Regions from separate parts of the Homo sapiens genome. Here region 2 is linked to region 1. A link is a loop called in an ENCODE intact Hi-C map of the cell type or tissue named here. Cell type or tissue: endothelial cell of umbilical vein. All regions are shown on one strand. Each heading gives the region's core, and the rest is flanking DNA. Links, peaks and the distances in the headings are about the cores only.

What was found. Hi-C counts contacts between places; a loop is a spot of excess contacts. Peaks named below come from ENCODE experiments on the same cell type or tissue, not always from the same donor. Only the 100,000 strongest peaks of a DNase experiment are listed, where the experiment ranks them.
Region 2: it touches region 1 in a loop (3.0-fold over the local background); 6 of 110 quality-filtered maps call a loop at or near these places.

The regions. Positions count from the first base shown.
Region 1 is chr4:95,094,245-95,097,177 of GRCh38, forward strand. The region is part of intron 3 of BMPR1B (bone morphogenetic protein receptor type 1B); the gene reads left to right. Among named protein-coding and RNA genes, the nearest start is that of BMPR1B, 340 kb to the left of the region's middle. In endothelial cell of umbilical vein, for the core only: a CTCF peak has its summit at 1,323 (motif pointing left); a DNase peak (open chromatin) is centred at 1,287.
Region 2 is chr4:94,389,464-94,392,396 of GRCh38, forward strand. No RefSeq gene overlaps it. Among named protein-coding and RNA genes, the nearest start is that of HPGDS, 48 kb to the left of the region's middle. In endothelial cell of umbilical vein, for the core only: a CTCF peak has its summit at 1,532 (motif pointing left); no DNase peak of the experiment used is centred there.

The DNA of each region.
Region 1 (2,933 bases), core at 178-2,677:
AGAATATTTTAGTCATCCTTGAACAAACTTTCAGTATGTTTCTTAAGCTGAAAACCTTATATTTTTATAGACTCTTTGCTCACCGTGATTAATCTAGAAAGGAAGGAAAAGTAAAAGGCAGTAAAATGAAGCAAAAGAAAGAGGAATTGAGGAAGAGGAGAGCCAGGAAGGGGAAAAGATAATAGGGGAGAAAAGGAAAGGAAGACAAATAGAAACGGGAGATAAAGGAGTAGGGAAAAGGAAGAGAAAACTGAATAATAGTAAGAGTCAGCAGCACATAAAACAACAATTTATTATTATTGACAATTACTATGTGCAAAGAACCATAGTTGATGCTTTATGTGGATTTCTCCTCCACCCCACTGCAACCAGTGAGTACTGCTACTCTCCACGTCTTCTATAAGGAAGTTAGTTAAGTCACTTGCTAAGCCATTTAAGTAGCTGAGCTCGAGTTTGAACCCATTTGTCTATTTTACCCTACATCGTCATCAAGTCTAGCTCCACTGCTCAGTGACCATACCTGATATTGCTTTGTCATCTGACATTTCACTCCTGCATAGCATGTCCAGAAATTTAGCACCAACATCTTCCCTTATCTTTTATCTGATTTCTGTCTGTTGAAGGAGAAAGATTCCTGTGTAGGTAACATCACAGTTAATATTAGAAAATCTGTTCTTTCCCTACATATGATTTTGCTCTGGTATTTTTTAATAAAAATTGTATTTATATTTTGTTACTTTCCAGAAAAGTTTAGGCATATGTCCCAACTTTTTATTAATTATTTAGTGTATATATATATAATTTTTTTTTCCTAAATTTTTTGCTGCAAAGAGCATAGAAAATGATTTATTTGAAAGTACTTTAGTATAAGGAAAAATGGTTAGGTGATGAAAATGAAACTCAGGCCTTTAGAGTTGAAAAATTTAGACAGTGAATTGAGTTAAATGATTCAAGGTTTAAGTGTTGAAAATAAAAATTAGCGATTAAACTATCTGATGTCACAAAGTTATTTTAAAAATTAATATTGTTTTAAAGCTCTAATCAGAGTTTTATTCCTGTGTGAAATAGACTCTTAAAAAAACTGTGAGTATTTAAACTAGTTTTGGTTAAGAAAGAAAATGGGCATTGATTTGCATTATTTGTTATCATAACGGTACAAATAGCTGTAGGATGGGTCATTCCCAAAGTTGTTGCTAGCCAGTTCAGTACTTTAAAATTTTTCTTCCACTAACCTCTTTACCCTGGACATTTAAAGTGCAAACTTGTGTAATATGAATTTCAATTTCTCTTCTTGCCCCTGCCTGCCCTCTGGTGTAGAAGGTGAAGAACAGTGATGAGAATCAACATTTGGTTAAGTTTTGTGATATTCAAAGAGTTTAAAAATGAAAAAGATAAAGGAAGATAGATTATTAGTAGACCTTGTATGACACAAAATGATTATATGTCACTTTTTAATGAATTTTAAAGTCTCATATCCATTTCTAAGTGCATTACATATTGAATTTAATATTACTTGAATTTTCTCTACTGTTCATACAGATTTTTCTCTCTGCATTTAAATGTGGCAGTGGATTTTGATACCCTTTTGACTATGACATAAAACAGTCCTTTATATCACAAATTAAAAATTTTTTATTTATGATATTTTTGAACTCATAAGAATATTACTAAAACTAAATACAGTTAAAACACACTTTAGGATGTAATGGATTAATTTTGAAGATAAAATTTAATTTTTGTAACATTGTACTCTTGATATGTAATAGTATGAAATTTTTTTTACATTTTACTTTTGTTCTGCATTTTGTTTTTTCTGCAAAAATCACGTATATGAGTATATAATAATATAAAATAATATAGAAATATTTTTAAAATAAGGAACTGATTAAGTTATATACATTAAAGAAGTTATTTTACAGTGTTTATATGAGGCTTCCAGCTCATTATTGTCCACTGTTTTCAATTAAATACTTTAAAGAAATTATAACTCTACCTTATTTCCTACTACAAGAGATTCCATAGAAAACATGTACATAGCTAAAAACATGTATATAACTGCAATATATTTTCCAGAAAAGATATTCAGGATATTCAAGAAAAATAACTTCCTTTTTAGTCCTTGTAATTGAATGGAAGTCACAATATTGCATTCTGATAGTTAGGTAATTTCATGAAATTTGATTGATTTGCCTGAAAAATCTGTAAATCTATTTCTAAAGAAATATTCTTAATATTCTATTTTTGTATTATTCCTTATAAGAATCATAAGGAATATAATTTAGTCGTGATTCAGTAACACACAAACATCCTGTGAAAATAATTCTATTGTTTATTTGCACGCCAAAAATCCAACGATCCTCTGAAAAATGAGAACCAATTTTAGAGTGGCTTCCAAAAGCCTTACTTTTTATTATCATGATAATTTAGTTAGTAAACTAAACTATATATATAACTATATAATTATATAGAGGCATATATAACTATATATAGTTATATATAACTATATATAGTTATATATAACTATGTATAGTTATATATAACTATATATCTATATATAGAATATATAAATATAAATATATTTATATTTATATATAAATATATAGGTATATAAATATATAACTATAGTTATATATATATTTAATTTAAACATATATATTCAATTAAATTTAAATATATATTAAATCAAATTAAATATATGTAACTAAAGTTATATAACTTTATTATATATAGTTATATAGTTTAATATATAGTATATGATATAAATTGTATATTATATATAGTTTATATAATATAGTTATATACATAACTGTATATAGTTATATATTTACATATAGTTATATATATTTACATATAGTTATATATAAAACTATAATTTATATATTAATTTATATATAACTAATATATATGTAACTATACGTCACAAGCTAAGTGAA
Region 2 (2,933 bases), core at 202-2,701, 700 kb before region 1:
CCACTTTCATTCTTTGTCTTAGCTAGGTCTTGTGGACAACTTACTGCAGCTTCTCCATCAGCACTTGCTGTTTTACTTTGTACTTTTATATTATGGAGACAACTTCTTTCCTTAAACCTCATGAACCAACTTTTGCTAGCTTCCAACTCTTCTTCTGCGGTATTCTCCTCTTTCAGCCTTCATAGAATTGAAGAGAGATAGGGTCTTGCTCTGCATGAGGCTTTGGCTTAAGGGAATGTTCTAGCTGCTTTGATCTTCTATCCAGACCACTCGAACTTTTTCTCTATCAGCAATAAGACTGCTTCACTTTCGTATCATTCACCTGTTTACTGGGGTAGCACTTTTAGTTTCTTTCAAGAACTTTTCCTTTGCATTCACAACTTGGCTGTTTGGCACAAGAGGCCTGGCTTTCAGCCTTTTGACATACCTACCTCACTAAGCTTATTTCTAGCCTTTAACTTGAAGTGAGGGTCACTGCTGGGTGTGGTGATTCATGCCTGTAATCCCGGCATTTTGGAAGGCTGAGGCAGGAGAATCATTTGAGACAAGAAGTTTGAGATCAGCCTGGGCAACAAAGTGAAACCCCATGTCTACAAAAAGTTTAAAAATTAGCCAAGGGTGATAGTGCAAGCCTGTAGTCCTGGCTACTTAGGAGCCTGAGGTAGGAGGATTGCTTGAACTCAGGATTTCGAGGTTACAGTGAGCCATGACTGTACCACTGCACTCCAGTCTGGGCAATAGAGCAAGACTCTGGCTCTATAAAAATAAATTTAAAAATAAAGTAAAAGGCATGTGACTCTTCCTTTCAGCTGAACACTTAGAGGCCATTGCTATTAATTGGTCTAACTTTAATACTGTTGTGTCTCAGAGAACAGGGAGGCCCAAGGAGAGCGAGAGAAGCAGGGAAAAGGCTGGTTGGTAGAGCAGTCAGAACACACACATTTATTGATTAAGTTCACTATCTTATAAGGGCACAGTTCATGGCACCCCTAAACAATTCCAGTAGTAACATTAGAGATCACTGATCACAGATCACCATAACAGATGTAATAATAATTTAGAAATATTGCAAGAATTACACAGAGGCATGGAGTGAGCACATGCTGTTGGAAAACTAGTGCCAATAGACTTGCTTGACACAGGGTTGCCACAAACCTTCAGTTTGTAAAAAACGCAATATCTATGAAGATCAATAAAGCAAAGATCACTAAAATGAGATATGTGTGTAGTCATTTTAAATGTACTTACCATTTTTCCTCCTCTTATCTTTTTGGCTATGTTAATTTAAAAAAAACAAAATACATATAGATCTGAAGTTCATTTGAAATCTCCTTGAAATAACTGCTTTAGTTTTTTATTAATTTGTTTCTTCATGGATATCTCTTCTTCTCTGGATAGTAAGTAGCTTTCCTGTAGTAACCATTAAAGTATAAAAAAAATGAGTAGTAGGGACCAGGACCTGGGTCCAAATCTTAGATTGTAGATCTCACAATTTGTATTTTTATTTTGTTTCCTTTTCCCTTTTTGACACAGAGCCACCTGCTGGCAAGAGGAGGTTAACTTTGAATATATTGTAGCATGCAATTGGGTTCAGGTGCACAGGAAAAGTAGCATTGATGAGGCTGCACCTCAAAATGGCTTATAGATTTTGACTGTTAATGATACTAAAAATGTTAAAATGTACCATGTAGTTGGAGAAGGATTTTTTTTAAGCTGAGCTTTCTCAAAGATCAAATTAAAATGTTGATGAGAAAACCTCATTAAAAGCAAAGAAGTTGAAGAGACAGTGGAGAGGAGGGAGAATCCATTATCTAAGGTTCTTTAAAGGCAAGAATAGGAGAATTCCTGGGCAAAGGTGGAAAACAGGTGAAGACAAGAGAAGGGGATTCTCCACCGATGCACCAGACAAGAATGGGAAGAGATAAGCGGAAGATGGTGAGGTAGTGGGAAGTTGATTTTGATTTTATCTGGGCTAAAAGGGAAAATGGGATAAGAGTCTAAGGCATAAAGTAGAGCACAGAAAATGTAAAACAGTCCAGCAAGTAAGAAAGCAACTTGCTTAGGGAAACACACTAGGATTTTAGGGCCATGTTGAAAGTCCAGTTGAAGTTGACGATAGCAAATTTCCAGTATTATTGAATGGATATGCCCTACTTTGTGATTTTTCTCCAAAATTGGTCTGTTATCCAGGTTAAGATATACAAAAATGAAAGAGTGGAGGTCACACTGCATTAGTTTTTGCTAAACAGGAGAGATAAGACAGTTTATGGCACTGACAAAATTGTTCTTAGAATTATGGGCCATGAACTATAAACTGAATAGGAAGATAATTAAACATAGGGAGAGGATATAGAAATGGGGACTGGACCTTCACTGAAGGATCATCAAGGTAGGAGTAGTTAAAGAATCAATCCAGAAAAATGAGACATTATGGTAAGAGTGCTCAATGTCTAAGCCATTTATTTGGAATATTGATAATTTTGTTCTTTTTCATTAAAAGATCCAGAATTTCATTAAAAGATCCAGACCAGGGGAAGAGATAACTGAGTGTAGAAAAGGCCGTAAAAGATGAGTTTGGTAAGAAAATGAGAAATCAGAGCATCGAAAAGATACTATGGGTATTGAAACCACCCACAATGATGGCAGGAATTAGAGCAGGGGAAAGACTCTGAATCAAGTGCAAAGTTTTTGATGATCAAAGGAAAGTAATCAAATGATAGCAATGACAAAGAAAATTAGCAGGTTATAGAGGTAAAATGGTATAAGCCTTAAGAAATAGGATTCCTTTTCACAAGAGATTGGGTGGGTCATGTTCTGAAAGATGAAATGAGGAGCAGAAAGTTTTCTAATCTTGCATCTAGATAGCAAAGTCTCTGACGTTTGAAAGAATCACATCCACCACTCCACTGGGCTGCTGGAGAGCACCAGCCCTG